Linked DNA regions of Mus musculus: all the other regions are linked to region 1. Evidence: chromatin loops called from intact Hi-C (ENCODE). Cell type or tissue: heart. All regions are shown on one strand. Links, peaks and the distances in the headings refer to the core of each region. The heading gives the core; the rest is flanking DNA. Region 1 holds the start of Slc4a8 (solute carrier family 4 (anion exchanger), member 8). Region 2 overlaps Scn8a (sodium channel, voltage-gated, type VIII, alpha). Region 3 holds the start of Gm41401 (a long non-coding RNA gene).

What was found. Hi-C counts contacts between places; a loop is a spot of excess contacts. Peaks named below come from ENCODE experiments on the same cell type or tissue, not always from the same donor. Only the 100,000 strongest peaks of a DNase experiment are listed, where the experiment ranks them.
Region 2: it touches region 1 in a loop (3-fold over the local background); 15 of 42 quality-filtered maps call a loop at or near these places.
Region 3: a loop joins it to region 1, with 2.3 times the contacts of the local background. A loop is called at or near these places in 5 of 42 quality-filtered maps.

What each region holds. Positions count from the first base shown.
Region 1 is chr15:100,755,815-100,765,648 of GRCm38, reverse strand. Slc4a8 (solute carrier family 4 (anion exchanger), member 8) reads right to left here and starts at 3,902. Exons shown (of 25, transcript NM_021530.2): 1 at 3,675-3,902. The coding sequence starts at 3,719. It overlaps Gm52175 (a long non-coding RNA gene), which reads left to right. Exons shown (of 3, transcript XR_003951485.1): 1 at 1-1,026; 2 at 1,123-1,255; 3 at 2,723-2,960. In heart, for the core only: CTCF peaks have their summits at 3,561 (motif pointing left) and 3,993; a DNase peak (open chromatin) is centred at 3,918; H3K4me3 peaks cover 1,453 bases; H3K27ac peaks cover 1,142 bases; H3K27me3 peaks cover 4,123 bases.
Region 2 is chr15:101,038,326-101,048,159 of GRCm38, reverse strand. Scn8a (sodium channel, voltage-gated, type VIII, alpha) reads right to left here. Exons shown (of 26, transcript NM_011323.3): 26 at 2,222-8,619. The coding sequence ends at 7,472. Among named protein-coding and RNA genes, the nearest start is that of Fignl2, 11 kb to the left of the region's middle. In heart, for the core only: CTCF peaks have their summits at 1,330, 5,331 (motif pointing right) and 8,292 (motif pointing right); DNase peaks (open chromatin) are centred at 1,379, 3,439 and 5,369; H3K4me3 peaks cover 2,046 bases; H3K27ac peaks cover 985 bases; H3K27me3 peaks cover 7,387 bases.
Region 3 is chr15:100,808,225-100,818,058 of GRCm38, reverse strand. It overlaps Slc4a8 (solute carrier family 4 (anion exchanger), member 8), which reads right to left. Exons shown (of 25, transcript NM_021530.2): 20 at 8,696-8,764; 21 at 7,292-7,465; 22 at 6,385-6,516; 23 at 4,861-4,952; 24 at 3,514-3,609; 25 at 1-2,440. The coding sequence ends at 2,428. It overlaps Gm41401 (a long non-coding RNA gene), which reads left to right and starts at 2,427. Exons shown (of 3, transcript XR_875664.3): 1 at 2,427-2,917; 2 at 9,029-9,101; 3 at 9,572-9,834. In heart, for the core only: no CTCF peak of the experiment used is centred there; a DNase peak (open chromatin) is centred at 9,628; H3K27me3 peaks cover 2,876 bases.

The DNA of each region.
Region 1 (9,834 bases), core at 1-8,000:
ACCTCCAGGGCTTACTCAGGGCCAGGTGCTCTAACACGAGGTTACAGCCATGGGATGGATGCTCTGCATGGCTTCTGAGGGCGCAGCCTTCAGAGAGAGATGGCTCGGCCCTTCTAGAAGTTTACACTTCAGCTCACCACATTTCAGTTTCTTCATCTGAGAGGTAGGAATTGTAATGGTGTATAATTCTCGGAGCTACAGAAAAAGTGAGCTGATATGAGGCTAGGAGTAGTTCAGTCACAGAGTGAGGCCGGGTTCAACCCTCAACATTGTAACTGAAGAAGAAAAGGTGACCATGAGATGAACGGAAAGGTGAACCTAGTGGTGCCTGGAGCTCAGAAAGCAGGCAGTGCCAGCAAATAAAGGGGAGTGTGGGGTAAATGCAGACAGGAGCCTGAGTGGTCCATAAGGGGTGAAGGCCTAAGGACCCGTGGCAGGTGGTGCCTACAGGGAGCCTGAATGTTCAATTCTGGTGAAGCTACAGGAAGCCAGCCTAGAAGGTCAAAAAGGAATTTCCTCAGTGGAGAGGAGAGGAAAGATCCCATGGCTAACCTGAGCCAAGGTACAGGACGTGTGGGTCAGCGACCACCTGCAAATTCTCTCGTGAACATCCTGCTCAGTAGACCATGAGGAGAGGCACTTCTGTCTCTGGCCCACGAGCCCTTCATTTCCAGCAGCCAAGCACTGACCGGACACCAGGCAGAGTTAGAAAGGACCATCTCTTCCGGGGCCCCTTGGAACTTCCAGCTAAGGAGACAACAGGATATGAAGACAAGTACACTCACACTCACTCTTTGCTGGGAAGGAACACAAGGAGAATCCTATGGATATCTCTGACTCAGGGGTGGAGGTCAGGAGACACAAGTGAGTCATGAGGCAGAAGAGTGTCCTAGAAAGAGGACGGATCCCGAGCTGTGAAGGAACACGTCATACCAAAGAAAGGCAAAGGAAGTCAGAGCTGGAGGCCATGGTCAGAGTGGAGGACTCCAGGGAGACTGGCCGAAGCCTTGGCCATGTCAAACCTTGGTAAGTATGGCCGAGTTTGGATTTTATTCTAAATTGCTCAAGAGGCCATTGGCAGGTTTTGAGATAAGACACGATGTGTTGTATTGTGTTTCTAAGCCCCCTCTGGATGCCGGATGGAGGGCAGCTGTGGACAGTTACGTCAGAAGGTCCGGGATGGAGTCAGGATGTGCAACTGTGGTGTCTTGAACCTCTGCTCTCAACAACTCAAACAGCTCACCTGCTCTGCAAGGTCCAGTCCCTCCCTCGGGCGGGCTCAGGAGGCGTGGTCACAGAGGGCGTGGTCACTACGGTGACCGCCCATTGGCTAACTATCCCTTCAAACCCTTGCCATTCCTTTCTCAGCCCTTATTCTCCTCCCTCCCTAAATCTCAAGTTCCCTTACCTGACCTCACAGCCCTTTTCCAGCCCACTCCATCACCCACTGTAAAGAACACACTTACAATGTGTGCAGACACAAAGGAATCAATTCTACAGGCCACTAACAGAACCCAAGTGTTACTTGATACAGCCAGCACACATTCTGCAGGTTATAGACAGATCTCCTCACACACACCCTAGCCTGATCGGGACCCCATCTTCTGTCTCAAGCCCCCTCACCAGTGACAACTCTTGGTCCTCGGGTAAACACCAGCTTCTTCAGCAGGGGCCACGGTGTCTCCCTATGTTACTAACCCAGAACACACCTTACATTCATTCCCCCGTGGCTCCTGTGGCTGCACCACACTGTCCTTCCAGAACCTGCTCCACATCTGCCACAGGACGTCTGAAATTCCTGTTCTGTTTCCAAGTTCTTCGACCTCCCCTTTCCTTCAGCTGATGTTCACTCTTCAGACCTTTGCCCAAATTTTCTTCATTAGAAACCTCTCCCATGGTCTGAGTCACGTACCCTCTCACAGGGCTGTCTGGGACACTGCCGAAGCACCTGAGTTTATGATGACACATTTCCTTTATGTAGTTTTTGTTGTTGTTTGGTTTTGGGTTGTTTTTTTTTTTTTTTTTTTTTGAAACAGGGTCTCATGATGTAGTCTATGCTGACCTCAAACACACAATCCTCCTGCCTCAGGAGGACTAGGACTACAGTGTTTTGTTTGGTTGACTTTGGGAAGCAGGGAAGGTAGAGTGTTTGTTCTGGCATGAAGACCTGAATCCAGACTCCCAGGACCCGTGTTAAAGCATACCAGCATTCGGGGCGGGTGAGAGGACCTCACCATAGGCTGATCCCAAGGGCTCATGGCCAGCTGATGTTCAGTGTAAGAACATGTATGAATAAATAAGGTGAATACCAGATATCAAACTCTGGCCAGCCACCACATGAGTGCTCGGGCACACACACACACACACACACAGGCATCCACACACAATTCTTACTTCTAGCCAGGGTATGGCTCAGTGGTAGAGCCTTTGCATAGCAAGTAGAAGGCAGTCCATCCCCAGAACCGCCAAAGGCAAAAAAACCAACCAACCAAACAAACAAAAACGCTAATTCTCCTTTTCTACCAGCTGGAAGAGGCAAGAGCATGGCCTATTTTTGCTCACTGTCTCCCAAACAAAGGTTGACTATAACATAGCATGTCATAAGATCAGATGGGGAAAGGTTTTCCAAGATCTTAGATCTATTTTTGTGACTGGCAAGCAAAGGCTACTTGCCGGGAAGAGGGGCAGGGTGTGTCATGCCCACTTCATTCACCACATGCAGGAAGTTCTCCATGCCTCCTCCCAGAACCCACTCCTGATGTCAACATGGCATTTGCTTCCAAGACCCGCCACCCTTCCTGCTTCGGTACTAGTCTCCGGCTCAGCTCCCTTCCCTCCTTCAAACCCTCTTGGCACAGCAGTAACCACACCTGATCGGGTTTCACAAGAAAGCCGGTGTGAGAATTCAAAAAGCTACTACTCACTGGATATCACACAATAAACTGTGTTTCACGGAGTCCTTAAAACAGCCTTGTGAAGTAAACCGTACACATATTTCCATTTTAATAGATGGGGAAACCGAGGTTCCAAGAGACAGGTAGCTTACTCAGATCGCGAAGCCTATGAGAAGCAGGTTGGAACCTGTACCCACTGACCCTTCACACCTAGTCCAATGCTTCCTAACATTAGCCGCCCCTGTTGTTCTAGGTAAGGCTGGTGGTGTCGGCGCTGTTGACACCTCACGGCTCCCCTGGTTCATGTGCATCCATACCCAGAACTTGTCAGCTGTCTGGGCAGCACGGAGGGATCCACAAAGCCGGCTACATTCTCAGGGCTGTTCCCAGCCTCCCGGTCTTTGCAAGGTTTCCTCTGAGTCACTGAGGAAACAGAGTCAAAACACAAAGACCCGCGCAAGGTCCCTGGATTCCCTCTCGTCCACCTACAGCATAACTAGGCAAGGCCAGAAGCCGGTGTGGGCCGCCAACCGGGACCCGCGGACAGAGGTCACTGCTCCGGGACACCGGGCAGCCGGCGACGCAGGGGATGCTGCAGTGCCGGCGGCTCCGGGCTCGGCCCAAGGTCACCCTCCCCGGCCACCCGGAGCGCCCCCTGGCGTCCCGTGCGGGCCTCCCCCCTGCCCTCGGGGACACGCCTGGAACCCCGGCTGGGGCAGGAGCGGGGCGGTGGGCAGAACACCGAGGCTGAGCCGGGGAGGAGCGGGAGGCGGGGCCCACCTGATAGCTGAGGACGCCGTCCGGCTCGTTGCTCCCGGCGGGCATGGCCGGGCGGAGCCTGGTCTCGCCGGTAGGTTCCAGGTTGAGCTGCAGCAGTCCGCGCCCTGTAGTCCAGTGTGAGACGATCGCACGCGCAGCGACCCCTACCCTGGATCCAAGGATCGGTCAACCATCAACCGGCGCCACCTTCATAGCCATCAGCCCGCGAGGCGCCCGCAGCAGCCAATCAGAGGGCGCCCCGAGCAGCCAATCAGCGCGCGGAGCACGGGAGGACGCTGTCCGGCGGTACCCTGGGCTACCAGGAAGAAGGGAGGAGGGCGCCAGAGAGCCAACCCCCTCCCCGCGCCGGTTGCCTTAGAAACCGCCTCCCCCCTTAGGGGGCCTCCGGGCTCCGAGGTCCTTCCTACTGCTTGCTAGGAACTGAAAATCCCTGCCTCTGTTTGCAGCTGCACCTGACTCTTGGGAAAGTGTCAGGTTTACCTGTTCTGATTTTATTCCTCGGAAGATGGGTTTTAAATTAATAGAAAATTTCCCTCCGAAACCAAGATGGCAGGAGGAAGTAATGAGAAGAGAGAGCCTTCTAAAATTACTTTTAACCCTTGAGTTAGTGGCCAGATTGAAGAGCGTTAGAGAGCAGCAGACAGGAAGCAGTCAAAGAGGCTGAGACTCGGGTCTCCCCAGTCTAAGACTGACAGCAGACAGTGGGGGTTGAGCTGAGGGTGATTTCAACGTGTCCAAAAGACATACTGTAAGACGAATTATTGTTCAGCAGCGGAACTAACCGATCTGAGGCGAGGTTGGAAAGTGAGGAGTAAGGCATTCGACTTGATCTGAGTTTAAAAGGAAACAGAGTAGGTTAACCATCCGTAGCTTGAGAGAAAGAAAGGGGCCTTTGTCTTCTGTCTCCTGAGAGTGGAGGTGAGTCCAAGCCATTGAGGGGAAAGGGATCGTGGCAATCAATCTCAGCCTCTGCCAAAACTGCAGAAAGGAGCATGACCCAGTACATGTCAAAGTTCAACCCTTATGGTGGTGCAGGCTCATCTAGCCCTCAGGAGGCTGAGGCAGGATAGCAGCAAGTTCAAGCCTGCCTAGACTTCCTGGTTAGACCTTATCTCACACAAAAATATTTTTTTTCAATCTCCACATATCATCAGTACACACTGTAATCAAAATAAGAAACAAGATTGGGCCTTAATGTCTCTGGAGCTGGGGAAATGGCTCGGTCTAAAAAGTTCTTACCATATAAGTGTGAGGAGCAGAGTTCAATCCGCAGCACCTAGGAAAACTGGGTCTGGAGGCAAAAGCTTGTGATCTCAGTGCTGGGGAAGGTAGAGACGGCAGAGTCCCCGGAGCTTGCCAGCCAGCCTCAGTCTCAACCAATCCATGATGAGCTGCAGACTTGGTGGGAGATTCTGTCAGAGAGTGCTGGAGAGACAGCTCAGCAGCTAAGGGAACTTGTTGCTGTTCTAGAGGACCTGGGTTGGGTTCCGGGTCCTCCATGGAGGCTCATAACCATCCAGAATGCCAGTCCCAGGGAATTTTTTCATCTCTTCTGAGCTCCTCAGGTGCAAGAAATAAATGTAGCACACAGACATAGATGCAGGCAGAACACCAATGCACATTAGAAAAAAAAAAAAATAGCCTCGCAGTGGTGGCACACACCTTTAATCCCAGCACTTGGGAGGCAGAGACAGGCGGGTTTCTGAGTTTGAGGCAGCCTGGTCTACAAAGTGAGTTCCAGGACAGCCAGGGCTACACAGAGAAACCCTGTCTTGAAACAACACAACAACAACAACAACAACAACAACAACAACAACAATAGTGGAGAGCTATTGAGGAAGGTGTCTGCCATCAAACTCTGGCCTCCACATGCATACTTATACATGAGTACACACATAAATGTGCACATGTACACACTCACACACGCATGTGCATGCATGCACATCATTTTTTAAATAAGATTTAAGTATGTGATTACACTGTCGCTGTCTTCAGACACACACCAGAAGAGGGCATCAGATCCCATTACAGGTGGTTGTGAGCCACCGTGTGGTTGCTTGGATTTGAACTCAGGACCTCTGGAAGAGCAGTCAGTGCTCATAACCCCAGAGCCATCTCTCCAGCCATCACTCACATCATTATTTTTGATCATCTATAAAAGGAACCTTGCCTGGTTATCATCTCACAACGTTTTTTCTTTCTATGCCTTTGTACTCCACATAGCTTCAGAGGTTGCTAGGCATCTAGAAGATTGCAAATATATGTATGTTTATTTCAATCTATTTATACATGTATTGAGGTTCAGCGAAATGGCTCAGCAGGTGACACCACTCATCACCAAGCTTCATTATCCGAATCTGATCCCCCAGGACCTACACGATGTAAAAAGAAACCCACTCTTGCAAGCTGACCTCAGACCTCCATGTGCACAGCACGGCTTGTGCGTGTGCGCACACACCTGCCAGGGTGAAGAGAGCAAACATCTCCAGTCTGGGGCCAAGATTTGAGAGTGGTAACATGCAGAGTAGCCACAGTCGGTCCAACACGGAAAACAGTAGTGAAAAGAGCAGTAGAAAGAAATGTTATAATTAGAAGATGTTCTGGTAAGGCTGGAGAGATGGCTCGGCGGTTAAGAGCACTGACTCCTCTTCCAGAGGTCCAGAGTTCAATTCCCAGCAGCCACATGGTGGCTCACAGCCATCTGTAATGGGATCTGATGCCCTCTTCTGGTGTGTCTGAAGACAGTGACTCTGTTCTCATATACAAAAAATAAATCTAAAGGAAAAAAAACAGTGGGGTGGGGTGGGGAAGCAACTCGGTGACAGTCATCCCAACCAGTCCTAGTGAAGGGCACAACTCTAGGTCAGCCAGGTACTCAGTACAGACTTGATGCTGAAGGGGAGCAGGAGGCACACTTGGGAAGCTGGACAGGATGCTGGAGGCTTTGAGATCAATCTGTCAATATAGGGAGAACCCTGTAAGCTCTAAACTCTGTCTCTTTTTGTTTGTTTTTTTGTTTTTGGAGGCAGGGTTTCTCTGTGTAGCCCTGGCTCCTGGAACTCACTCTGTAGACCAGGCTGGCCTCAAACTCAGAAACCTGCCTGTCTCTGCCTCCCAAGTGCTGGGATTATAGGCGTGCGCCACCACATCACGCCCAAGGCAACTCTTATAAGGACAACGTTTAATTGGGGCTGGCTTACAGGTTCCGTGGTTCAGTCCATTATCATCAAGGCAGGAACATGACAGCATCCAGGCAGGCCTACATCTTCATCTAAAGGCTGCTAGCAGAATACTGGCTTCCAGGCAGCTAGCCTTAAAGTCTACTCGCACAGTGACACACCTACTCCAACAGGACCACACCTAATAGTGCCACTCCCTGGGCTGAGCATATACAAACCACAACAGCTGGATAATAGATTCAAACTTTACTTTCCTTGTATAATAATGATAATAATAATAATAATGATAATAATATTAGCCGGGGGGTGGTGGCACACGCCTTTAATCCCAGCACTTGGAAGGCAGAGGGAGGCAGATTTCTGAGTTCGAGGCCAGCCTGGTCTACAGAGTGAGTTCTGGGACAGCCAGGGCTACACAGAGAAACCTGTCTCAAAAAAAACCAAAAAATACACACACACACACACACAAATATATATATATATCATGCCATTAAAGGTTTTAGGGAGCCATCCCTCCAGGCACCAGGGCCTAGTGAAATAAATGTGCCATTTATCGAAGTAGTCATAGCATCTCTGTTATTTCTCGGTCTCACTAATGAGAAAATTGAGTCACGGAGAAACCAAGCAACGTCTAGGTCAGGCAGTCACTAAGCAGGGATTCAATCATTATTTGTTAATTAAAATGGCTTTACTGAGAGCTCTGTATCCTGTGTCTTGGGTGCTGGACAAACAGCAATGAGAAAAGCTTCCCCACCCCCCAACCCCCCGGAACTCGGAACTTAGTGAGGAGACAGGAATCAAGTAGAAGAGACCACTGTAAGCTATGGCAGCTACTGTGAAGGCTGTGACAGAACGAACACGGTTACACCAGAGAGGGCGCTCTGTGGAGCCAAGGACAGCCCAAGAGTCCAGCGTGTCAAAGAGAGCCTGTCTGGCTCAGGAGTTCCTGGGCAACGTGCAGCTACCAGAAGGTGGGATGGATTACAGCACAAACCCAAAGCAGAGTGTTCATTAAAGATGGCTAAAGGTGGTGGCCAAAGGGAGGATGTGCCCAAATACCTAACTGTCCCCACAAGACAGATCTCAGCCACCCACGGAAGGAGAGGGCAGGGTAGGGCAAGGATTTCCAGGAGTCCTCCCTAGATCTGGTTTCCCTTTAGCTGCAAAGAGGCAGGACCTGTGGCCCTTGAGGGTCAAGTGCGCCATCTTCAGGCCAGTTATGTGAATTACAAAAGTATGCCAGGAGCAGAGTCTGACACTGCAGGCTCCTCTCCCAGGGCTCATTTGGTCTTCCCTTTCCAAGCCATACAGACACACACAGAACCACCGGGACAACTTCACCTGATCCAAGCCACAACTCTGTGAGGCAGACTGAGATAGACTCTGATCCCATTTCACAGATGAGAAGCTTAAACTTAGCGGTGTCAGTTGACCCAGGTCACCCACCCAAAACAGCAAGTGCACAGAGACAGAGACGCTTGGGCTGAGGTCAGCCGTATCTGACCCCGGAGGCCACGCGTGGGCGTCCATCCTTCCCTCGGGATGCCTGGGAGCTTCCCTGGCTTTTAAGGCCCCGCCTCATTGGTCTTCCCGAGCTCGCCTCTGTTCCTCTCAGCTCTTTAGTGTTGGTGAGTCTTACAGTCCGGGAGGAGGAAGCAGGTCTAAACTCCTGGATACACAACAAATCTCTTAAGTCTCTTTCCAGGTAAATATACAAAGCCCAGGAATTTGCATAGTGTAAACAGACATGGCCAGGGACAGAGTGGCTCTGAAGAGACTCTAGAAGGCTAGGCCATCGGTGTGTAAACACTGTAAAGTACACTTCACACAAATTAAGATGGCCACCTAGTCACTCAATGTTCGAATCCTAAAGTATGACAGTTGTTCATGTTTCACCCTCAACCAAAGTCTTTATGTGTGGGAATGTGTGTGCATGTGTGTGTGAGAGGGAGTGTATTTGTGTAAATGTGAGTGAATGTGTGTGTGCATGTGTGTGAGTGTGAATGTGAGTGTGAATATGTGTCTGTGAATGTGTGTGTGTGGATTGTGCATGTGTGTAAAGTGTATGAGTGTTATAGTGTGTGCATGTCTGTAAAGTGTGTGGTTGTGAATGTGTGCATGTGTGTGTGAGAGGGAGTGTATTTGTATAAATGTGTGTGAGTGAATGTGTGCATGTATGTGCATGTGTGTGTGAAAGTATGAATGTGAATATGTGAGTGTGAATGTGTGTGAATGTGTGTGCATGTGTGTAAAGTGTATGAGTGTGAATGTGTGTGCATGTGTGTAAAGTGTGAGTATGAAAGTGTGTGCATGTGTATGTATGTGCACTGTGTGAGAGGGAGTATATGTGAATGTGTGCATGTGTGTGCATGTGTGTGAATGTGGATGTGTGAGTGTGTATGTCTGTACATGTGTGTGAGTGTGAGTGTGTGTGCATGTGTGTGTGAATGTATGTGCATTGTGTGGGAGGGAGTATATGTGAGTGTGTGTGAGTGAATGAGTGCATGTGTGTGCATGCATGTGAGTGTGAATGTGTGTGCATGTGTGAGTGTGAATGTGTGAGTGTGTGAGTGTGAATGTGAGAAAAAAATGACAAAATGCAAGAAACAAAACATCTGAGAAAATGTTCTGTAATTGCAATCAATTTTTTTTTCATCAAAAGCTTCTTATTTTGTCCATCAGTTTTCGTCTGTCCCCATCCTTGGCACCCAGCCAGGGGTTCCTTCCTCACTCGCATTGGGCTCTCCAGCTGACCCTATATTGGACTTTATGTCTGAGTTGTTTGTTTGTTTGTTTGTTTGTTTCCTTTTTGTCCAGTAGTGAGGAATGAACTCAGGTACACGGTACATGCTAGGGGAACACTCTACCAACTGAGCTACATCCCTAGCCCTTCCTGTCCTTTTCAAATTTAAAAATTTTGTCTCTTGATATCTCTCTTAACTACAAGTCTAAGCCCAAGAAAAGGTTGGAGAAAAGATGGA
Region 2 (9,834 bases), core at 1,130-9,129, 280 kb before region 1:
AAACTTCACACAGGCAGTCAACAGGCCTTTCCTGAAACTTGGGCACTAGTCAGTGTTGGAGCAACGTGAAGACTTCCTTCTCATGGGCAGGGCAGTAAAAAGATCTAACAGCAGCGTGTTGGGTGTGATAGGGGGCCGGGGATATGTGTGTGTTGACTGTGCTTGTACGTGGCTCCCAGAAGGGATGAGACAGTAGGGCCCACAGTCAAGCCACCTTGGGAAATGATGTGAGATAAGTGTGGGCCCAGTGTGTGGATGGGGGAACTGGGAATTTGCTCAGATTTAAAATGAGGGTTTAGACTAGCAGTCATACGTGCTAGCAGGCTAACAACCAGGCATGGGAGACCTTGACTGAATATGGACGCTGATAGTGAGCAGAGGGTCCAGGGCTTCTGTTAGAGGGCAAAGGGTGGTAAATGAATTAGAAGAGGTTGGGGTATCAGTGGGGTTAGAGTAGGCACTTCAATATAAGGTCCAGATTCCTACCCAGTTCCACAGCCATTGCTGTGGGTTGGGTCACCAGTTCCTGCCCTCCATAAGGTGGAGGGGGTGGGAATGGGGAGCTGCAGGGGTGGGGGAAGGAGAGCTGCTGGGAACCTCGTTCCTCTGGACCCTGAGCAGTCAGATCTGCGCCCCCCCCCCTAGCTGAGTTGTCTCTGCCTAGAGCGTTCAGCTTTCCACAAAAGTTCCTCGCCTCTACGCCACAATCTCCAGTCTTGCAACAGAGCCTCGGCATTCGAAGCCCCTCCCTCAGGCCGAGTCATGGTGTGGGCGCTGATCCTGGCCCTCTGTAACCGGTTGCTGCCCCTCACGAGCGCGCTGGACGCCATGGGCCCCCACACAGCAGTCCGCCTGGCGGAACTGCTGACCCCCGAGGAGTGCAACCACTTTCGTTCACTCCTCGAGGTACCCGAGCCCGACCTGGACAAGGAGTTGGCCCGGTTATCTGAGGACTTGCTGGCGACGCCCGAGCCACCCGCATCCCGGCGTGGGGCGCAGGACTCGGTGGGACAACAGCGGCGGGCGGCAGCGGAGCTGGTCCGGCTATCTGCGGACCGGCGGGCAACGCCCGAGCCACCCACACCCTCGCTTAGGGCGCAGGACTCGGTGGGAGAGCCGCTGCGGGCCACAACCGCGCAGGCTTCGGAGGGGAGGGAGGGCACATCCGAGTCCAGTGAGGTTTCTGACCGCTGCCGCGAGGCGCTGGCAACCTGGTTGGCCGCTCAGGCTCCGTCCCTGTCGTGGGACCGCGTGGCCCGAGCCCTACGGCGCAGTGGCCGCCCGGATGTGGCACGGGAGCTGGCCAAGAACCTCCACCAGCAGGCGACGTTGCAGCTGCGGAGGACCGGCGCAAATTACCTGCAGCAACTCCTGGCCCCAGCCCCGGCCCCGGTCCCGGTCCCGGTCCCCGCCCCCGTCCCGGGTCCCGCCCCCGGTCCCGCCAGGGTCCCTGTCCCGGCTCCGCGTGCTCGCCGCGCCGCCGCCCCCGCGCCTGACTGGGACAAGCTGGATCTGATCATGGAGCGCCTGCCGCAGCCCCCGTACACGCGCAGCCTCTCAGCCTGGGTGGGGCCGCTGGCGCTCGGCCTTTTTGCCGGCTTCCTGGGAGCGCTGTGCACCGGGGCGCTGATCACCGTGCTCACGCTGTGGATCACCGGCGACAACCGCGACGACGACCCGGCGTGGCCTCGTGCCCGCGGCCAGGCCGCCGCCTCCCGGCCCAGGCCGGCTCGGACGCCCTGCAGCTGGGAAACGGAGCCGCTCCTGCCTCGGTCCTGGGCGCCGCAGCCACCCTTGCCCCTCTGCCCGTCTCTGTGAACCGCTTGACGGCGGCGCACCGCTATAAAGTTTCCTAAAGCGGAGGAGGGAGCAGTCTGTGGCTGCTTGGATGGAAGTGGGGACAAGGGAGCTGGCCCGGGGTCCCCAGCGTTTCCCAGCGCCCGCGTGCCCCTGCTTTTGGATACTCTCTCGTCTGTCTGCTGTGTACCAGGAAACTGCTCCCTACTCCTTAGAGTCACAGTTGGCCTCTTGAACTGGAGTTGTGTGACTTGCAAGGCCGCGTGCCCGCGCATAGCACCACTCAGTCATTCGGGCCACTTTCCCACCCACCTCTGAGGGACGAGTCAGCCCTACCTGGAAACCAAACCCCGGAGTGTCTGTTGCCAGGGAATCCTAGAGTTAGGGGCCTGGAGCGAGAGAGCCATGACAGAATGACAGGCCATTCCAAGAGGAGAGTTGAAAACAAGATTGACGTAACCCTTTATTGCAAATTCTAAAGTAAAAAGATGTACAGTACAAAGTAAAATTGAAAATCCAGACTATAAACTTCCAATCCACTTATACATTCTCATTTCTCAAGCATTTCTGCCATTTCCGCATTAACAGAACAGGGAACGAGTGGAGGGGTAAGGAAGGAGATACAGCAAAGGGAAAAATCAGAAGAATCACAAACCCCAGAAGCAAGTGCAAGGAAAGACATTTCTCGACCTGCTGTCCTGGTGATGAGAAGCGGGGGGTGGTGGAGCAGTGCAGTTTAAAATGGCTCTCAGAATAGCAGCGTTTATGGTACTAGTTCCTCTTCCTCAAGTCCAAAGAATACTTTGCCCTTCCCTGGCGCCTTTGTCTCTGTATCTCAGAACGCTTTACAAAACATCTAGTTAAAGCCTCACAACACCCCTGTGAGGTAGGTCAGTATTATTACCCCCATTTTACAGATGGGGAAACTGAGGCACAGAGAGGTTAAGTGACTTGCCCAAGGCCACACAGCGAGCCAGTGGTCAAGCTAGGGATGGAACACAGTTCTGTCCCTCTTCTGGAACCACTGGACCACGCTCCCCTTTACCTATGTACATTCTTCACACACACACACACATACATGTGCACACCTGCCCACTTCACCCCACTTAGCCTCTATGTACAGCAAACAGCAGTGGGGTCAGGGGCAGGGGTGCCTCAGGAGTGTTTTAATGGAGGAAATCTTGGCAGTCTTGAGAAGAGGCAAGAAGCACAGGCCGGGGTGCAAGTCTTGTCCTCTGAACCCAGACTTCCTCTTCTCCTGACCCCCCTGGCTGACTGACGGCAGCTAATTCTTTAGGGGGCGGGGGAGTACCTGAAAATGAAGGAAGCTTTTTGCAAAACTTTGGGCAACATCTGAGAAAAGAAAGAGGCATCGTTCCAGAAGATGCCCAGGGTTCAGGTCACCATGTCCGGACCCATGGCAATTTCACCTCCACAGAAGGCCTGGAGGCTGGAGCTGAGGGACAAGGACAGGGACTGACCTACCAGCCGACTCTCTCTAGTTCAGCTACTAGAGTGGACTAGAGTGGGCACTTCAAGATCCTCCTGAGTGTTCCTAGACCAGGAGACATGGCCTGGAGAGGGATGTCCCCAAGGGATGCCCCCTCCCCTGCACAAATGTGAAGGGGACAGCCCCAGTCTGCCGGTCTGATAATGGGAGTGGATGGAAGGCAGGGCCAGCACGAGCTGGTGGACTGGAAGCTGCCGGGCAGCGTGCTTGCGCTAGCCTTGGGAGGTGGGGGGTCAGGAGAGGTTTTTTTTTTTTCTTTCTTTCTTAAATCATAACCATGAACAAGGCAGAAGTAAGGCCAGACCAGCTAGGTTGGTTGAAGTCATCTCTGGGGGGCTCTGCTGGGTGGAAACGGTGAGGGAGGGGGGTCCAGTCTAAGGGGTAATGCCACATGCAATCAGTAAGCAGGGACCTGGGGGGTCAGGACCTGGCTTTTCTCTGCAGTACCTACTTAGAATTGGGGGGGGGGGGCTCTGTTTTCCTTTCTCCTTCCCCAAAGCTCCAGGGTCCCAGTTCCCAGACCTCAATAACTGGAAAGTCAAACAGACACACAGCAAGACGGGCTTCCCTTGTGTGGTTAAAAAGGGCCGTATTTTTTGTTTGTTTGTTTGTTTTGTAAATTTTGTTTCCTTTTGGCTAATAGTGATTTACTTTTCTAAAGATCAGGTATCGTTTAGGGCAGCATCAGGCTCCATGCACTCACTAGCACACTATGGGTCTCTTACAGTTTACGTGGGTTGTGGTGATGAGAGAAGCCCTTTGGGCACTCTATGTCGCTTCAGGGGCCCTGAGGGGGAGCTTGTCTCTCTGTGCGCAGCTTCAGATGCCCAAGTGGCTCATTTCCAGATGGTGAGAGCAGATCACTCAGACTCGGCTTTCCTGCTCCCACCCTCTGCCCTGTGACTCCCAGCCTCTCACCCTAAGCCACAGGGAAGTTAAGGAAGAAGGGAGTGTTTTCACACAACCAGTAGTCATGGCGACTACTGCTCAGGGGCTTTGGCTCTGCGTTTTAAATGAACAGCATCACATGACTTTTTGCTTTTTTGTCCTTTTTATTATTATTATTATTATTTTTAAAGGAGGATCGTGGAATATAAATACTGCACCAAGGACCCGGCTACAAAAAATAAATATTTATATTATATTTATATATCTATATATATATGTGCAGTGGTACTGGCTGCTGCCGCTCTTTGACAGGCTTCATGAATATTTGGCAAAGCCCTGCCACTTGCTCACGCAATGAGGACGCAAAACAAAACCAAACCAACCAAAACCTGCCGTAGCTGATTCTTTAAGGTTCGATGCCTGTTAACTGCGGGTGTGAACTGCTGGTGATGGTGTGGTTCACAAGAAAGGATCATGGAGTGGGACAGAGAGAGCGAGGCGGGCAGAGAGTGGCTGGGTGGACAGATGGAAGGTGAGGGGCATTGCTGGGAGAGGTCTGATCAGAGTGAAAGTTAGAGCAAGCAGACTCGGAGGTGGCTTCTTCCCTGCGAGGCTGTTGGAGGGTGTGAGAAACTGAGGCACAGCCTGCTGGGCTGGGTCAGGAGCTGGGGTAGGAGGGTCAGATCTAATCGCTGAACATTACTAGCATGGCGCTTGGTGTTCCTAGCAGGATCAAATAGCTGTTGCCCATCTCAAGATCTAAGAACAATGATTGAGTTTAGCCAAATCTTGCATAGAAGTGGTTAGAATTTATTGCACATTGGAACAAAAATATATATATATTTTGTTGTTTTGGAAAATACCATTAGCAATAAAAAATTTTTTGTCTGTCTGTCTGGTTAGGGGTATACATTGGCTGACAGCTTCTAAATTCTAAGAAGAAAGGAAAGTATAAAAAATAAAAATAACCATGACAATGGCGTAAGCCAGAAGCCATTTCCTATTTAATAAGTTAGTAATTTGTATTTACAAAAAGGCATGCCAATAAAATAAAATTATATATTACAGTATTTATAATTCTCTTAAAAAGAATAACCACAGGTCAGCTCCTGTTTTGTGCTGTTTGCGATGTTGCCTGCAGGTGGCGCTCTAGAATTGTCCTAGCTGTGGTGACACGGACACACTCTCTGAGCTGGGAGAGTTGGACAGTGTCTACCGGTCCAAGAAGATAGAAAGCTCTGCTCACTGACTGGCTGTGGTTTGTTCTATGCAAAACTAGTCAGGTGGACTGTGAGATTACATCCAAAGTGCTTCTACTGCAAGGCGGACTGGTGCATCTGATGTGTCTACTGATGGGCCACTCGATTCCCTCCATACTATGCTCAGGGAGAGTTTGTGTTGATTTGGTTCAGAGAGACTTTCTGGCATTCGAGTGCAGCATCTTGGCTTTGAGACCTTGTGGTCAGCTGAGACACCCTGGACTAAGAACTGTCTTCTATAAAGTGGGGGATGGAATGGAAGATATGACGCCCCTCTAGAAGCCATCCCCCAACAACAGTGGGCAGGCCACTAAGCAGAAAGCAAGGTGAGCTGAAAGGAAAGGCCAGGGGAAGCTGTGACACCCTAAAGAATGACTACTGAGTCCCTTTCTCACAAAAGCCGTCGTAGAAACAAGACCAAGTGGGCTCTGTCCAGAGGCAGCTCCATCTTTCCATCAGGTCCTGTTAGAGAGCGTTATTCTACAAATGGAAGAGCCTACAGCCTTATCTCAGCCAACACTGCTGTCCTTGCCAGCCCTGAGCGGCTGGGAAGGGGAGCCCTGCTGGCTGGAGGGATATGGCAGAAGCAGGAAGAACCGTGCAGCCAGGAGCTTGTGACAACCCCTCTGCAGGACAGGGCAGTTCAGAATATCTGAACCCCTTTCCGTATCTACCTGAGCCTGGAGAAAAGCAGACAGACATGACACTGAATGCAATAAGCACCCCAAACCCCCCACAAGGTTTCTGTAAGCCCCCCAAAGGCCCCCTAGAGGTAACATGCTACAATACATAGCACTTTTATCTCTACCCCAGGGTCAGTTCTCCAGGATGAAGGCTAAACAATCAACAGGATATTGCAAGATACAAATGAACTCTTTTTTCTATTAGTATTTTTCTTTTTTTTTTCTTTTTTCTTTTTTTTTTTTTTTTTAGCCCTAGGATTTGGTTTTACAGTGACATTAATAGTACAAGCCATTCGGGGCCAGAGTCTCCCCATGTATTGGACAGAGCAGCAAAATGTACGACAATGGCTGTATGTCAGAGATGTCTGTCAAACATGTATATGCAGCGGATCCATCTGCTTGTTTGGTTGGGTTGTTTTTGTTGGTAGTGGTCAATTGGTTAATTATGTCTCCCTACCCAGAGGTGTATGAAAGACTTGTACACTGAGAGGATTGCAGCCGGTATGGAACTCTTACCATTTCTCCAAATACAGTGAACAGTGCAGGGCTGGGTCCTGTCCGAAGGCTGAGCCAATGCGAGGGACAGGATTGCTAGTGTCTGTTGGTGTATGGACCTCATGCATGACTTCTGAACACAGCATGCCATCATGCAAGTCATTTCTACGCATTGAACGAGCACAATATTTGGAATTGGCCTGAGCAAGTCCTCCTCAGCCTGAAACCCTGATTGTTTCCCCCACCGTCTCCAAACCATGTGCCACCCACGTGGAGAAGATGCTGTTATGTTAAAGAAACAGACGATTAGTGACATAGGCTGAATGTGTGTGTGTGTGTGTATGTGTCTGTGTGTGTCTTTGTGTGTCTGTATGTGTGTGTGTTTCTTTTTGCTGCTTAGCTTAACTAATGTAAGAATGCAAATATTGTTTGCATGAACAAACAAACTTTTAAAGTGATGCTTTCTGCTTCTGAGAATCAACAAAATGAAAAAAAAAATAGAATCCATTTGGCTGCAGCGGCGATCTGCTGGTCCTGGCAGCCGCCTCTGTTTGTATCCTGTTAAGTTTACTCCTAAGTTGCATTGACCGAGTGTGGAACATGCAGTAACGTCTGCCCAAGCGATAGAAAAAATCTGTGAGTCCAGGGAGCAGGGTCCTTTGTCCCCAGCAGGTCACCGCTCAGGATGCAACCGTGTCACGTGTAAGCAGACTATGTTTGGTATAGGTCTTCCAGTACAGCATCTCCGCAGCTGCTCTGTGTCCGTGAGATTCGGAAGTTTGTAAACAAGCTTTCACTTGCCCGTGTTCAGCCAGCGTAAGCTTCCCTTACCCTCTCCTCTAGCACTTGGACTCCCTGACTTCTTTTTGCCTCTTGGCTCTTTCCCTCCTGCCTTCCTCTGCCCGCTGCTGCTTCTCCTTGTCGGGCTTTGTCACGCTGTCGTAAGAGGGGAGGGAGGCTGTGGACGGGGTGCTCTCCTTCTTCTCTCGGTGGGTGCCTCCATTCTCCAGCTTGTTGGAAGTGATCTTTCTGCAGATGAAGCCCCGCCTAGCCAGGTGTCCCCTGTAAGCACGCTGCAAGACCACTGCAGACACCTCTTCCTGCTTGCGCCGCAGAGTGGTCGTGATAGGCTCGTAAGACACTTTGGAAGGATTGGACGCCACGAACCGCTCCTCCATCTGCTGCCGCAGGATGTCCAACTCCCCACTGTCTCCCAGGACTCGCTTGGTGAAGGCGAAAAGGATGTCCAAGCAGTGGATTCGATCTCCGCTCACCATGGGCAGGTCCATGGCGATGAGCTCGATGGTGTTGGGCTTGGGTACTCGGAGCGGATGCTCCAGGGCGTCGGCAAAGTCGGCCAGCTTACAGTACTCGATGAACTGGGTGGCATCAGGATCAAACTTCTCCCAGATCTCATAGAAAGTCTCGAAGTCGTCCTCGCTCAGAGGATCGGCGCTTTCCTCTGTGGCTACGCTGAAGTTCTCCAAGATGATGGCAATGTACATGTTTACCACGATCAGAAAGGAGATGATGATGTAGCTGACGAAGAAGAAGATGCCCACGGAGGGGTTCCCGCAGTCCCCTTTGAAGCCACTTCCTGGGTGCTCCTTGTCCAAGCTGCAGTCAGGGGGGCGGTTCAGGATTGGCAGCAGTAAGCCATCCCAACCAGCAGAGGTCGTGATCTGGAACAGGCAGATCATGCTGTTGCCAAACGTCTCGAAGTTGAACATGTCATCAATGCCGGCCTCGTGCTTCACGTACGCGAAGTTGGACATCCCAAAGATGGAGAAGATGAACATGACCAGGAAGAGCAGGAGGCCGATGTTGAACAGGGCGGGCAGCGACATCATTAAGGCAAAGAGCAGGGTGCGGATCCCTTTGGCGCCCTTGATCAGACGCAAGATGCGCCCGATGCGGGCCAATCGGATGACGCGGAATAGGGTCGGGGAGACGAAGTACTTCTCAATGATATCAGCCAGGAACATTCCTGAGAGAGGAACAGAGGATGTGATTACTGGAGTCGGGCACAACCCTTCCCTCCTCTTACCGTGCAGACGCTCAATGGGCCGTGTAGAATGCACAGAATCCTTGTAATGAAACAATGACATGTTCCAAACATAGAAGCGTAGAGAGCACAGAAAAGCAGAGACCGTGTGCTCAGTGAGCAGGCTTATCCGTGGCCAGCACGGGACCCGAGGGGCCTCCGCAGGCCTCAGCGGTTTTAGTATTTTTCTAGTTTTACTACGTGTGAATTCATTAACAAGGTGTCCTCTACATTTAGGAAATGGCACAGGGCTATCTTTCTGTATCTCTATATTTAAGATGTTAATCGGTTTTGTCTGCAAGACTGGTTCCTCAGATAAAAATGGCTTTTGCATTATCCCTTCCTATGGCTAAAACAAAGCAGATCTTTCCTTTCCTGCTCAAGGATCCACTTTTTCAGCACGTGCATATGCAGCTCTCAAATATTCTCCACCAGATTTCTAAATCTACGAGCAGGGAGTGAGACACTCCCCTGTGACATGCTACCCTTTGGCTTCCTGTCCTAATTACTCTGCGGATGCTCTGACTTCTCAGAACATCCTAGTCTTTGTTTCTCATCCCCCATCTCCATGAGAGAGCTTGCCTTGGAGACTAAAGTGGGCTGCCCAGGGTGGCTACTGCTTGGTGCCCCAAGATTTTTGAACTGAAAGCTGTACATCAGAAGGGTTTCAAAGCAGGGAGCATGCAGGCTGGGGTTGGAGGCAAAGGTAGAGGTGAAGTGAACATCTGGCTCCCCTTTCTCTTTCCATTCCTGTGACTCAGTTTACACAGATAACCTGTCTTAAAACTAGGGAGTGACTGGGGGGTAGAGGCAGAGGCGGGAGCTGGGGGTGGTGGAGGCAGGGAGAGTCCAAGGAAGGCCATGGAAGGAAGGCCAGCAGCGGGAGGTGTTCTCTCTACATCAGCCCTACTTTCTGCCTTTTAAGGGCCAAGGAGACAAGATGAGCACCCACTCACACGAAGCTTTTAACCAGGGAAGTGTATTGAGACTTCAGCTTCAGAACTCAAAAATCTCTGCCCTGATGGTTTTAAGCCAGAAGAGAAGGGCTGGAGAGATGGTACAGTGGTTAAAAGCCCTTGTTGTTCATGCAGAAGACCCAGGTTCCAATCCCTGCACCCACATAGTTGTGCACATCCTACCCATAACTTCAGTTACAGG
Region 3 (9,834 bases), core at 1,835-9,834, 51 kb before region 1:
ATGCAACCAAACACACTTGGCACTTGCACATTCCGTCTCTCCAGCTCTTCACCTTTCTCTACAGCAACCCTTCCCTGATGGTCATCGGGAAGCAACTGGCCACTTAGGAACCCTCCATCTTTTCCCTCAGAGCCAAGGCTTCAATTAACGTGTTCTTGAGTCCCAGCCCCCCAACTCCACTCACACCACCAGCTGACATTACCAGCAAGTCATGACATTAGCTGGCCACATTCAAGACGTGTCTGAGAGCGACCCTTGTCATAGAAGAGATGACCAGTGCAAACATGGGCATGAGGCTCCACAAGTGCATTGCTCAGGGCGGGCGAGAGCAGCCTCCACCCTCCAGCCCAGGGCATAGCTCACAGGAGGCTGCACAAGCGTCATCGTGTGGGAAGAGTAAGTTTCAGTGACAAGTCACTGGCTCCCTCATACGTCAGGGTCCTCACCATTATGTCTCTCAAGTGCACTGAGGCCAGGGCAGGGTGAAGCAGTCATCAGTTTCCCTACACAGAAGGTGGCAGGAAAAACAGAGGAGAAACCAGTCCGGGAAGAGAGGGGTGTTCCCAGAGAATGCAAGCAGTGAGAAAAGACTCGAGTTCCAGAAGTGTGAGGAGGGCCAGGAAGGCATCAAAAACCTTTCCCACTGACAGGCCGGCTCCTAATCCAAGGTGGGCAAGGCTATGCTTATTAAATCTGTCCTCAAGTGACATGCTTGGGCTGTTTGGCTAACAGAGACTTGAATGTCCACTGATTTCTAGGAAACCCACCTGTTGCAGTATGTGCTACCTGAGAGCAAGCCAGGGTGGCTGCTCAGATGGAACGCACATCTCCCATGAGTAAAGACCAGACAAACCCACATTCCAGAGGCCATTCTGGGATCGGAAGCAGGGTCACGTTCATCCCACAGGCCCTGAACAGCAGTGCCCACCACTATTCTACAGAAGACACCGGCTCTGTGTGGCTCGTGTCTGTCCTGTATCAATTGTCAAATATCTTGCATCAATATGGCAGTGGTCCTGACAGGTAGGGAGGAACGGGCAACACGGGGTGGCCCCCGACACCTAAGACCTTCAGAGAAGGACTAGATGTTTCAGCGAGTCTGAGGGGGAGCAAACTGTGATCGAATGATGTAGAGCCTCTTCAGCCAGGAGAGGAAGAGAGCTCACTGTGTGTGTGTGGTCTCTGGACAGAGACTGTCCCAGCTCACTAGTCACAGTCTGGGCACAAAGGAAGGGGAGGTCTACACTTGCTCGGGCCAAAAAACTCATGATAGTTTTGGAACATAGAAAATCACACATATACTTTTAAACTAAGTATCCAAAGTGATGCCACCGCTTACAGCTCATTTCTTCGTGTGGCTTTTACACCTGAGCCAGAACTTGTCAACCAAAAGAAACCCATGATTAGGAAGTCACATGGCTGATGGCGGTTTGGGTCCACCGAGTGGATGATGATGGTTCTCCCGACTAAGGCAGCTAAGGGACATCCATGAGCACTCGGGTCTCTCCAGGGTGTTATAACAATGTCACCACGAGAGGTAGCAGCATCAAGTCAAACAGTTCACACAGAGCAGCCGCAGCAGCCCCGATCCACCTTCCTTCCTACAAACAGCTGTCAGCAAGACTTTCCTAGACTTAAAAAAACAGACCTGGAACAGATCTCCAGGCCTGGAAACCTAAGTGCTTCCATAGCAAGTTAGGCTCCTCTTTCTCTCGTTCCAGGGAAAGATGCTCACACTCCGAGCGCTGCTGGCTTCCCCTAGGCCTTTCCTGACATCAGCTAAACTCCTGCTCTCATGCTGTCCCCGCATCTTCCAAGGACTCACAACGTTATGCCCACTGCTTCTGGAGGTGATGCAGATGACCCCAGGCCAGAGGCAGCTCACTGTGGTGGTTGCTGTTGATGCCTGGATGGTGGAGCTCAGGCAGCAGACCTGCTACTGTGTCTGCCTGTCCAACATCCCCTTCCCAGGCAGAAAGGAAACCAAGGCACAGGCTGCTGGAGAGCCTGCCCTTGTCCTGCCTCTGCCACTACCCCAGGCTATCGTTCGGAAGAGGGAATCCTCTGTGACAGAATGGACTCGTGTGGCTTACCAGGCCAGCAGAGTATCAGAGAAAATGTCTGAAAATGGAAGCTGGCTCTTTAATGATGGCAGCTCTGAAGAGAGAGAAGGAAGAGGAAAGGAGGCAGCGGGAGGCGGCCCCACCATGACCCGACTGGCGCCTGGCTGCTGGTATGTGGGTAGCTGGATGTCCTCCAAACGCACACCGGGAGTGACTGAATGCTTCCATGTGGCATGGCTTTGAGATGACCAAGAACGGGGCCAGACTCAGCTCGGCTTCTTCCCGGAGAGACTCGCCATTTTGTTAAAACCCAGAACTTCTCCGAGGCACCTCATGGTCCAAATCTTCCACTCAGCAGAGACTCTCAGTTGAAGGGGCTGAGAAACAACGTCACAGTGAGACAAAGTGCGCGCTCTTTCTCTCAGCACTCCGAAGATGCTACTTGGATCTGGCTGTATTTTAAGTTCATTTACAAGTAGACTAATTCTCAACTAAAAATAACCACATGTGTTATACATCCCCACAGCTGCCTGGATTTTCCTCTGAGGGAAGCAAGATTCTGTGTTCACTCATGTTCAGCTCAGATCTATTTTAACCCATTCAGTGAAGAAGCTGCCACACCATGTGCTGGTGGGCACGACTCCGAGGAGCTCTCTGCTCCTGGAACAACCTTGATAGTACCCCCATCCTGCAGCTGAGCTGAACACCAGGAGCAGCAGCCTGCCCGGTTATGTGCGGAGATAAAAGCAGGGCGGGCCAGCTTTCCTGGTTCCTGACTTGCTTGTTTTTTAACAAAAACTGTTATCAGTATCAAGACATTGGAGTTTTGCCTTCATTTCTCTGATGATTTAAATGTAAGTAGTGTTTGGGCCAAAATCAGTAACTTATGCACTGCATTCCTTTAATGTAGGCAAAGCCACCTCCAATTTTCTTTAATAATCTGATTATAACTGATCTATGCTGTTATTATACAGAGAAATTTCTTTGCAGAATAAGAAAACTGTCATGTTTAACAAAACTCTCTTTTCAGAATCTAAGCTAAGTAGGTTAAAGTCTGGGCCAATACTATCATATTGTTTATTAGTGTTAACAGTATTGATCCAGGTTTTTAGCAGCTTTCCAGTTTTTGTTGTTGCAGTAACAAGAGACAAAAATTCTGAATTGAGAAAGATCCTCCCAGTGGATTAAAGGAGTCAAACGGTAAAGCAAATTCATATCCCAAAATAATTACAGCCTGCCCTTGGGACCGGAGTGAGGGACGGCTCAGAACAGCCTGTCTCCAAATATCTGGAAACTTTTTATTTTTATTTGCCTTACTGTAAGGTTAGCAACAGTTCTGTTACTTACTAGACAAATTCAGTTCTACAAGCAACATACATTTTACCTTCAACAGTATCGCCAATTTCCAAAAAACAGAAGAAAATGAAAGACAAACAAGAGCTCTCCTTACCTTTTTTCTTTTGTATTTCCGGAATTTATGCTGAGAGCCTTCCAGACCGTGGTTTTAGGCATTTCATCTGATATATTAATCTCAGAAGGGTCACATCTGAAATCAAAGCTCAGGCAGTGAACTTCAAACACAGAAGGGAGGGCAGGCACAGCCCTGACACCACCCCACCAGAAGGGAGAGAGGCCAGAGGATGGAGGGGTCCAGCTCTGAAGAGGCAAGGCAGCCTTTGAGCAGCGCTAAGGCTGTAGGCTGGCCGATGCCCCAGGTCATGGCGAGCTTCCCAGGGATGCTGGCACCAGTGCTGCTATGTGGAGGGCGCTCTTTTACATCCACGTTTACATAACTGAATCTCTCCCATTTATAGTTTACAAAAGAATTTCATGGTCTATTAGCTTAGCACTCATAGCAAAAGAGATCGCTCATAATCCTCATTTTGAAGGTGCTAAGCCCGAAGTCTTCAGGGCTGAGTGCCCATCAAGACTCAAACAGTGGCAGTGTCGGGACTCCAACCAGGATCCTTGGTCCCAGAAAACGGTCTCCTGAAATGCAGAGAGACTCCTGCACCCACAGGAAAAGGAGCCGATCCTGCTTCACTGCCAGAGACTTCAAAGGTTCCTCACAGCCCACGGACACCTCCTCAGAGACCACAGAAAAGATTGCCTGATTTATCCATGGTATAAACTACATTGAGTCTCATAACTCATCAGCTAACTCCCTGTGACCCGCTAGGCTCCACTCTTTAGCTCTCCTCACCTCTGGGCTTCTTCAGCCTGGGTGTGCAGCCTCCCAGCAGACATCGAGGTCAGGGCTGAACCACATACAGGGCTCTCAGACCCTGTGCTTTGTGGTGAGCAACAGCCTTGGTAAAGAACGAGGACTGCCTGGGCTTCGAGGTCAGCCTCTCCTTGGCTCCCTGAATTAAAATGCTGTAACCCACACGGGAGAGACCTCCTGCCTGTTCCCAGAGGCAGGCCTGGGTCCAGGCATCTCAAACCCACCAGCTGAAAACTACTGGAAATGCACTTCTCACACTCTTGGACTCAGTAAAGTGGAAAACAACAACTTGGGGTGGAGAAGTGGAGAGATCCCACCTGGAGCCTGGCCGTGTGTTAGCAGTGCTGTGACCCTGGTGTATCAGCTAACTGCAACAGGAGGAAGTGGACGGGGACAAAGGCATCCCCTCCAGTACACCCTGACATGGGACCAGGCTCTCAGAGCAGGGCACGCCACAGGCGTTTGTTCCTACACAGTGGAATGGATGGATGGAGGTGGGGCCGGCTGCACTGCTCCGCAGGGCAGTTTCTCGCAGGAACCCTGGCGCAAGCTGGCTGGTACATGGCGCTTTACCTGAAGCTGCTGCTCTTGCCAGGACTACTTAGCAGCTTCCTGCTTTCCAGGGGAAACTTGTCACCCCCAATGTCCAACATCTTCTCGGCCTCCTGGAAGAAGGGGGGGGCATCATCAGGTCCAAAGGAAACTCCTATCCCCAAATTCCAAAGGAGAGAGCATGTGTCTAGAAACAAGCTCAAGCTGGACTATACAAGGATTGCTAAAAGCCCACAGACAGCGTTTCCAGAACACCTCAGCCCTGAGGAGGCCGTTTCCAGTGGGTACACCTGTGGATGCTAGCGCCCAGGCTTCCCTCCCCACAGGCACCTGCTCTGAGTTACAGCAAGGTTTCCCTTTTCTCTCGGCTCTGGCCTCTTCAGAGTGACCATTTTGGTGGTTTCTTTACTGCACCCTGGCTTACAACTATATCTTCTACCAAGTAAACCAAGAGTCTTCCCGCCTAGTTTTTACCACCAAGGTGTCAGGCAGTTTTCATTCCCACTCATATAATTAGGTCCCTTCCATGGGCTCAAGGCCTCAAATAACAGAATGGAACAGCACTGAGAAACGGTAAGAACCCAAATGTGAGGGCATCCTTAGAGCCAACGACCAGGTACAGGAACACGGGGCACAAGAACATGCCAGTGTTGCCAAAAAAGAATGTTAGGACTACCTGACGACAAGGAGGCCGTGTGTGTGTGTGTGTGTGTGTGTGTGTATGAGAAAGAGAGAGAGAGAGAGAGAGAGAGAGAGAGAGAGAGAGAGAGAGAGACTATCATGGCGATAAAACACCATGAACAAAAAGCAAGTTGGGGAGGAAAGGGTTTATTTGGCTTACACTTCCACACTGCTGTTCATCACTGAAGGAAGTCAAGGAAGGAGCTTAAACTGGGCAGGAACCTGGAGGCAGCGGCTGATGCAGAGGCCATGGAGGGATGGATGCTGCTTACTGCCTTGCTCCCCATGGCTTGCTCATAGAACCCAGTACCAGCAGCCCAGGGAAGGCACCGCCCACAATGGGCTGGGCCCTCTTCCACAATTGAGAAACTGCCCTATAGCTAGATCTCTTAGAGGCATTTCCTCAACTGAGGCTTATTTCTCTCTGATGACTCTAGATTTTATCGAGCTGACATAAACCCTGCCAGTACTGAGAGAGCTGGAAGGCCGCTCTTCAGGCAGCAGCTGCCTCGGGACACTCCCAGCCCTTTCTTCTTGGCCTGGGGTTTTCATCTTGCTGCATGGCCTTTCTGTGCACACTCAGGCCATAGGCTCCAGGCCAACTGCTGAGGGCGGTGAAGGACAGAAAGTCCTGTGCAAGCTGTGTTTGCATGAAGCCAGCCACAGCACCATCCGCAACAGGTGCACAACCAACCCTCTCAGAAATGATGGATTTTATACTCTCAACAAGTCGGAGCCTCCCGAAGGAAAGAAGCCCTCAGTGCGACCCTCGGGATCCCAGACACGCCTGCCCCCTTCCCACCCAGCCTGCCCTCCCTCTAAAGAGACCCTGAACTACAAGGCGGGAGCCAGACCAGACTCTACCTCCTCCTCCTTCTTCTTCGCATCGTCCAGCTTCTTCTTTTTGCTCTCAGGCATGAGGTCGTCCAGCCAGCTTAGCTCACGCTTGGAGAAGCAGAGATCCATGACTTTCCTGACGAAGACCAAGGCCAGCACCTGAGGAGAAGGAAGCAGGCTGGAGAGTGAGCCTCCCCCACAGAACGAAAGCAAAATGATTCTCTGAGCAGCCTGGGACATCCAAGCAACACCGGGCTCGTGAGGATCACAACGGTAGCCGCTTACTGCACGTCATTAGCACTCGGCACCCAGCACTGAGGCTTTTTACGTTATTCATGCATTACATTATTTTATTCATTTTTCTGTTTCCATATACTTTTAAAAATATGTTTTATTTCATATGTATGTCTGTGTATGTACTATGTGTATGCCTGGGGCCTATGGAGGTCAGAGATGGGGTCAGGTCCCCAGGAACTGACATTTAATCAATAACATAAATGAGCAGAATATCCATTTTTCAAACTTAAGGAAATTCTGACACATGAGACAACGTGGGCAACGGGAATAACCCGGTGCCGTGTGATGCACCCAGGATAACGGGAGCCACAGAGACAACGCCGGACTGTGGTTGCCTACGTGCTTGCAGGGAGGGAGAAGGAGAAGGGGCAGTTCACAGGGTCTGGAGTTTGTTCTGCAGGATAAAGGTCTAGAAATGGATGCTGCTGGGGATCCCACAGCCGTGTGCTGATCCCAGTGACCCACCCTTAAAAATGGTGGACACAGGAAAACCTGTGCTGTTACAGTTACCACATCCTCAAGAACTGCATTAATAATCTTTAATAATAAGAGCCACACTTAGCAGCCTGGCTGCACACCTTTAATCTCAGCACTCGAGAGGCAGAGGCGTGGTCGGGGACCAGGAGCCTGACCTTACCATCATTGGGAAAACAATGGCGGCCGGCGATGCCTTGATGACCCAGAGCAGGACGAGGCAGGTGAGCTGCACTAGCGTGAACAGGTGCACCTTGCGCAGCGGCACGTGCCGCAGGTAGATGAAGTCTGGCTGGTGTTTTGCAGGCATCCCGAAAAGCTTCAGACGGTCGAAGAACTGGAAGGAAGGACTAGCATTGGTGTCTGGGTGGTCTCAGGCCGGAAGCCTCCTTAAGCCCAGACATAGCAGTTTACCGACTGCTCAACAGCAGCCAATACTGTTCTACTGGAGAGAAATGGGAACAGAGTTGCGAAACAACAGGCAGTCTGGTCATGGCAGTTAGTGGAAGTCACATGACTTGGTGAAACCACCTTTGATAACTCCACGCACAGGCTGCTTTCTCCTCTCCTGCACTGCAGCTTCAGAGAGCAAGCTCCCAGGGAAGTGACCCCAAGCCAACTGCATCTTTGTGCTTACTATCAAAACCGCTTCCATCCAGCAGTGGTCACACATACAGTAGTTACAGATAGGCTAAGGCAAGGACAGCCTGGGCTACACAGTGACTTCCAACCCAAACTAAGCTACAGAAGAAGACACTGTTTCAACAAATCCCTTCCCCCCAAACCCCCAAGTCCTGAAACCCCAACTCTCTTGCTTGTTCTCTGAAGTATGTGATGGATAAGTATGTCGACAGGATCAAATGAGACCTCTTAAAATTCTAGATAGAGGACTTATGACAGGCTGGAGCCAGCAATATGGCTCAGGAATAGAAGCTTGCTGAGGCACAAACCTGATGATCCGAGTTCAAATCCTGGGGTCCACATAAAGGTGGAAGGAGAAAAACAACTCCACAAAGTTGTCCTTTGACCACAACATGCACGCTGAAGCGTACGTGCCTTCCACACCCATCTCACACACTCGCGCGCGCACACCCCAGCACCACCACGCCATGGCATGCATGTGGAGGTCGGAGGACTACTTGTTCCAGCTGGTTCTCTTCCACCACAGGTCCCCAAGGATGGAACTCAGGTCGTCCGGCTTGGGAGTAAGCTCCTTTCCCGCAGAGGCATCTCGATGCCCCAGTTTACTGCTTTGGTTACTGACTAATGTTTCAGGTTCAGGTCTACAGGAATCTGGCAAAGCATCCCTAGTTTAATACCGAAAAAACCACTGATTAAAAGTGATTGCGCTATGACATCAAGCCAAGCCATTCTGGGAGCCAATACTCCTGTTTCAACATGACCATATTTTGCACCTCATATCTGAAGACATTCCTTGGCCAAAAGGCAAGAAGGGGAACTAATTTCTCAGGAACTGGCTAGGCCTCCCTTGGGGCACTGTGCCTCTCTGGTCAGGACAAGTGAACACAAGAGTAAGAGACATGGCTGCCGCTGAGCCACACGATACCTGGATTCCTTGTAGCGAAGAGACTCCCATGTAGAGGAAAACTCCGTAGAGCACTGGCATCGGGATAAACTGCGGAGAAAGGCACAAGGCAAGAGCTGTGGCATCCCGGCAGCACTGAAGGGCAGCAATAACGACTCGGGGTCTTGCTTAGAACTCGATATAGACCAGGCTTGTCTCGAACTCACGGACACCTGTCCGTCTCTGCCACCCAAGTGCTGGGACAAAGGTGAACACCACCATGTCCCATCTATATAAATGTTAGATTCCAAAAATGAAACAAAGCCACGGAGAGTCTCATAAACATTGTCTTTGTTTCTGCTGCCTCTCTTTCAGCTGGTGTGGAAAGAAAGCATGCGCTGGTAACATTAAAACCATTTTGTTCTGAAATGAAGTTATTACCTATACGGTAAGTCATAGGCCTCATGTCTCCTCCCTAGGTTATGAGTAGACATCGGGGACACGCACACGCATACACATGCATGTACTTGTGGTCACATTCCTAGTCATGTGCACATGCTCATGGTCACGTGCACACACACACACGCACACAGACATCACGGATGTAATTTAAATCTTTCTATAGCCATCACATCCCCAGGAACTTTGTGTATTTTGACACAGACTAAAAATAAATTCATGCCTTCTGACCTAAGACTTGAGGGCAGAGGAGAGGAAACGGGTTGAGAACATGTTGTTCACTGCGCTTTTTAAAGCGTCCACACGGCATGTGAACAGGGCTTTTCTGTCACATCTGTTCAACTTAGAGAAATCGTCATGCAAGTGTGAGCTGGAGAAACAGGCCTCCACAGCAGGGGGGTGGGGGTGGGGGGCGAGAGTCACAGCTCAAGGCTGAGCTCAGTTTCTGTTGTTCTCCAGGCTGTCCTCGAACTCGTCGTGTACACAAGGTCCAGCGATGTCCTTAAACTTCTCATCTCCCTACCTCCATCCACATGCGCCAACTGCCAGGCTGCTACAATTCTGAGGGCCCAACCCAGAGCCTGGTGCTGCCCCACCGCGTCCCAAGCGCCTAGCCCCTCAGTCTGCTTCCATCCGTGGCTAAGGACAGCACACTTCCTCTCAGAGTTTGAAAGGCCACACTGGACTTTGCTGCCCTGACCCTAGAGTGACATTTCCGTTTG